2 separate regions of the Homo sapiens genome follow, and region 1 is linked to region 2. A link is a loop called in an ENCODE intact Hi-C map of the cell type or tissue named here. Cell type or tissue: gastrocnemius medialis. All regions are shown on one strand. Region 1 overlaps ELAPOR1 (endosome-lysosome associated apoptosis and autophagy regulator 1). Region 2 has its middle 9.2 kb from the start of TMEM167B.

Region 1 (2,500 bases), 50 kb before region 2:
ATTCTCTAGCTCTTCTTCTCCTTCCTCCCCTTTTCAAAACTCATTCTTCTGTGCTCCAAGCCTTAAATATTTACCCCATTTGAAAGTAAATCACATAAACAAATATCCCACAAGACAGGGGTCCTTAACCTATGGCCCATGGATCATTGCCCATATACGGCCAGATGCAGAATTTCAGATATGTGCATTTTTCTGGGCAGTGGGTCCATTGTATGACTTCAGATCCTCTAAGGAGTCTATTATCCCCCTCCTCCTCCCTACACAGGAAAACATTGCCACCTGCCATCATGTATCAGTAATTTTAAAATAGCTTAATATTTTATCAAACCAAGGCTGTTTACTTTTTAACAGGGTGGCTGCAATACTTTAACCCACTGATTTTCAAATTATGCTCCAGAGTCTAGGGTTTTAGAAGAAAGCCAGCCCCTTCGAAGGGGGAAGTAGAGAGTCCCCCATTAATGGAGCAATATTTTAAAATATCTTTTTCTTGTTCATGCTTCTAAGTTAAAATTTTGTTTGAACCAAAAATTTCACACACCAAAAATGTTAGGATGCCAGAGTCTTGACTTGAACGAGTTGCTAAAGGTAAAACTGCAGACACCGAGGCAGACGCATAGGGTCAAGGGTGACTTTAGTCATCCCACGTAATTAGTTGCTTCCTCTGCCTACAATTAAGACCTCCTCTCCCCCAGAGCAAGCACCAGACCCAGCAGCAGTCGAAGAAGCAAATGGACCCCAGTCCTGCCGGCCTTTGCTGGCCGTCCTCAATCCCTGGACCGTCGCCTAGCAACACAGTGCTGGGGTGCAGGGGCTCCCAGTCTACAGGAGTCTGGGGGAACCCTGGCCTTACACTGCCCTTTCTTTCAGCATTGCTCTATTCTACTCTGGCTTTCCAGCTTCTATTTTGATCATAAACCGCAGAGACAGCAACTGGTCCCCCTGGCAGGGCCTACCCCACTGGCTTAGCTATGGACATATCACACAAAGCAGACAGTGGCCTCCACACGGACCTGGGGTAGTTTGTATCACCACGCTCTGGGCCAGGCAGGACCTTGACCACGTTGTCCAGTCTGTGAGTAATTTAAGCTGCCTGTCTATTTTAGGCTGAACCTTGGCATGAGGGTTCTTGGAAAACACTGACCAGTCCCGTGAGGGAGACAGGACTGCGGCAGTAATAACAGCCACCCTAGTGAGCACCTCTAAGCATCCATGTGCCAGGCTCGGGGCCCGGCACTGTACCTGCATCTTCTTCCCCTTTAGCCCTCACAAAAGCCTCCTGAAGTGTTGCCAATATTATCCCTTCCACCTCGAGCTCCCTGTTGACAATAGCAATTGGCTCCCCCCTCTCAACGATCCATTGATCCTTCAAATCTGGGATGACTTTGAATTTTTTTCCATAGCACTTACCACCTTCAAACACACACTTTATACCTTTACTATTTGCTGTGTTTATTGTCTATTTCTGCCCCGTCCCCATTCCAGATCAAATGTAAGTGTCTTCAGAACACAGATCTTTGTTTTTATCCATGGATGTGGCCCAGACACCCAGAACAGCACCTGACATAGTAGCTTTCAATAAGTATTTGTTGAATGACTGAATGGTGGGCCAGGGTGTGGCCCTAGAACAGCTCGGGAGCTGTGCGGGTGCTGGGATTACAGCCAAAAGGTCTAGACCCTGCTTTTATCCTGCCACCCCATGCTGCATGACCGGGGACAGTCATTCAATCTCCCTTGTCTATAAACAGGGAGGGTAACACCCTGCTAAGATGATTAAATAGTTCAGTAGCTCTCCCCCACAAAACTGAGTAACACTGATTTCTCTGGATGATTAGGGCATTATGTTTAGGCAAGCTCTTTGTAAACTGGTTAAAAAAAAAAAAGCTACTGCTCTAACCCTGCCTGAAGAGGGTTTATGAGGGAGCACCCACGTGTTCTCCCAGCTGAGAGAAAGGAGCCCCGCTGACATTTCTGGCCTAGATGTGATAATCCTCAGCAGTTAGCCCCTCCTCAGTTTCCCCTGTCATGTTTACTGCCTGCCCGACGCGCCCTCTTCTCTAATCCCAGTCTTCTCATACATATGGAGCAACACCTGTCCTTTTTCCACTTTTTCTCCCCTAGCAACTCCCCAGAGCTAATCTCTCCAAGAGAAACCCTGGTCGCTGACATTTATGACAGTCTGTAACTGCGGCCAGTCCCTCAGGTGCAGAGGGTTTTTCAGTACTGGTTGTAAATATCCCTAGGATTGAAATGGCTTTGTCACCAAGAAACAAAATGTCCCTTTATAAATTCCAATCTCTTTCTAGTAGGAAAGAATATAGCACACACATCTGTCTACAAGGCAGGGCTTTATGAAGTTATATTCTGAAGATGTGCTTCTATCACTTTTTAATGAGACCAAAATGTTCTATTAAATGTTTTTCACCTGAGCTTTTAATCATACATGTCAGAACCAGGCAATCTAGGTTGTGGCCTATGCAAAACTCTCCAAGGACATTGCTTG
Region 2 (2,500 bases):
TTGAGCCTGGGAGGTCGAGACTGCAGTGAACTATGATTGCGCCACTGCACTCCAGCCTGAGAAACAGAGTGAGACCGTTTCAAAAAAAAAAAAGAAAGAAAGAAAAACTAAAAAAGGGGCCGGGCGCGGTGGCTCATGCCTGTAATCCCAGCACTTTGGGAAGCCGAGGCGGGCGGATCACTTGAGGCTGGAGTTCGAGACCAGCCTGGCAAAACATGGTGAAACCCCGTCTCTACCAAAAGATACAAAAATTAGCCGAGCGTGGTGACGCGCGCCTGTAGTTCCACCTATTCGGGAGACAGAGATGTGAGGATCGCTTGAGCCAAGGAGGTCGAAGTTGCAGTGAGCCGATATTGCGGTTCTGCACTCCAGTCTGGGCGACAGAGCAAGACCCTGTCTCAAAAAAAAAAAAAAAGGAACAAAAGAAAAAAGAAAAACAAGGAGAAATGGGAAAGTGGGAGGAAAGTATATCAGCGGCCAAAAAGGCCTCCGCGACCTTCCAGCTCCAGGGGGAGGGGCAGCGGCTCATTTACCCTTGGCCACCGCGCTCAGCATCCCCGCCCGCCGCCGCCGTTCACGTGCTCGCCCCTACGCCACCGGCAGCCCGCAGCCCGGTGGCCGTGCCCAGATCAGAATCGCCTCGATAATCAGTGGCCGGGGACAAGCCCGGCCTCGTCTATCTGATCAATTCATCACTTCTGAGCGCCGGGCCCCGCAGGGCCAGCTCCGGGACCTCGGGGACCACAGCGTGGCCGCCGCCTAAGGGGCCTCGCTGCACAGCGCCCCGAGGGGGCTTCGCAGGAGGAGAGCTTTTCATTTCGGGTCGGCCCGGCGGGGCTGGGGTCACGATCCGATCAAATAAGATCAAAGTGTAAGCGGGAGGAGGGGCGCAGGGGTGGGCGCACGCACTCGCCTAACACGCTCCAAGCGCGCACACTCACACACTCACGCGTCCACTCACACTCACCCTGCACGCGCCTCACACGCGACGCCACAGCTCCGCACACAACACCCAGGACCCAGGCCGCTCTCCCTCCCTAAAACAGCGGAAGTCCGCTCCCCCCGCGACTTTTAAGCTCTCCGCCCCCTCCCGCGCCTTGGAGGATTCTGGGAGAAACCACCGAGCACAGGCGGACGAGTCCTGAGGAAGGGGGTGTTCCTCAGAGTGCGCGCGTTGCTGCCCTCGCGTGGCTCGGAGGGGAACATAGGTCCCAGGAAAAGGCAGTACTAATTTCCACCTTACAGAATCGTGGTTTTTTTTTTTTGGAGACCCGTTCTTGCTGTGTCGCCCAGGCTGGAGTGCAGTAGCGCGAACACGGCTCATTGCTCCTAGATCAAGTGATCCTCCCACCTCAGCCTCCTGAGTAGCTGGGACCACAGGCGATGGCCACGGCACTTAGCCTTTTGACCTTTGTATAACTACATAGTTATATACATATCTTTAGTTTTTCTGTGATCGTGACTTTAATTTGTCTTCAATTTCTTTCTTTCTTTTTGAAATGGAGACTCGCTCTGTCGCCCAGGCTGCAGTGCAATGGCACGGTCTCGGCTCACTGCAACCTCTGCCTCCCGGGTTCAAGTAATTCTCCTGCCTCAGCCTCCGGAGTAGCTGGGATTACAGGGGTCCGCCACTATGCCTGGCTAATTTATGTATTTTTAGTAGAGATAGGGTTTCATCATGTTGGCCACGCTGATCTCGAACTGCTGACCTCGTGATCCGCCCGCCTTGGCCTCCCACAGTGCTGGGATCACAGGCGTGAGCCACTGCGCCCGGCCCAATTTCTTTCTTTTTTTTATAGACGGAGTCCAGCTCTGTCACCCAGGCTGGAGTGCAGTGGTGCGATCTCGGTTCACTGCAACCTCCACCTCCTGTGTTCGAGCGATTCTTCTGCCTCAGCCTCCCAAGTAGCTGGGATTACAGACGCCCGCCACCACGCCCGGCTAATTTTTGTATTTTTAGTAGACTTGGGGTTTCACCGTGTTGGCCAGGCTGGTCCTGAACTCTTGACCTCAGGTGATCCGCCCGCCTCAGACTCCCAAAGTGCTGGGATTACAGGTGTGAGCCACCGCGCCCGGCCTTAAATTTTTTTGAGACGGAGTTTCGTTCTTGTTGCCTGGGCTGGAGTGCCATGGCGTGATCTCGGTTCACCGAAACCTCCGCCTCCCGGGTTCAAGCAATTCTCCTGCCTCAGCCTCCCAAGTAGCTGGGATTACAGGCATGTGCCACCACGCCCTGCTAATTTTGTATTTTTAGTAGAGTTAGAGTTTCTCCATGTTGGTCAGGCTGGTCTCGAACCCCCGACCTCAGGTGATCTGCCTGCCTCGGCCTCCCAAAGTGCTGGGATTACAGGCATGAGCCACCGCGCCCAGCCCTTTTTAAATATGATTCAACTTCAGGATATTCATAGGTGAGTGACTTCTTTTCCAAGAAGACATCAATCTCTGGTCATTACCATGGGGAGCATCAGCTTCCCCAGTAGCCCCTTCTCCCTAGGGAGAA

What was found. A loop is a pair of places that touch in the nucleus more often than their neighbours do. Peaks named below come from ENCODE experiments on the same cell type or tissue, not always from the same donor. Only the 100,000 strongest peaks of a DNase experiment are listed, where the experiment ranks them.
Region 1: a loop joins it to region 2, with 2.4 times the contacts of the local background. A loop is called at or near these places in 5 of 110 quality-filtered maps.

Annotation. Positions count from the first base shown.
Region 1 is chr1:109,148,686-109,151,185 of GRCh38, reverse strand. All of the region lies in intron 1 of ELAPOR1 (endosome-lysosome associated apoptosis and autophagy regulator 1), which reads right to left. Among named protein-coding and RNA genes, the nearest start is that of ELAPOR1, 36 kb to the right of the region's middle. In gastrocnemius medialis, no CTCF peak of the experiment used is centred here; a DNase peak (open chromatin) is centred at 1,135; H3K27ac peaks cover 2,500 bases.
Region 2 is chr1:109,098,737-109,101,236 of GRCh38, reverse strand. It overlaps SCARNA2. Among named protein-coding and RNA genes, the nearest start is that of TMEM167B, 9.2 kb to the right of the region's middle. RefSeq lists enhancers at 1-2, 763-1,522, 1,523-2,282. In gastrocnemius medialis, a CTCF peak has its summit at 1,199 (motif pointing left); DNase peaks (open chromatin) are centred at 26, 536 and 1,096; H3K4me3 peaks cover 1,717 bases; H3K27ac peaks cover 1,793 bases.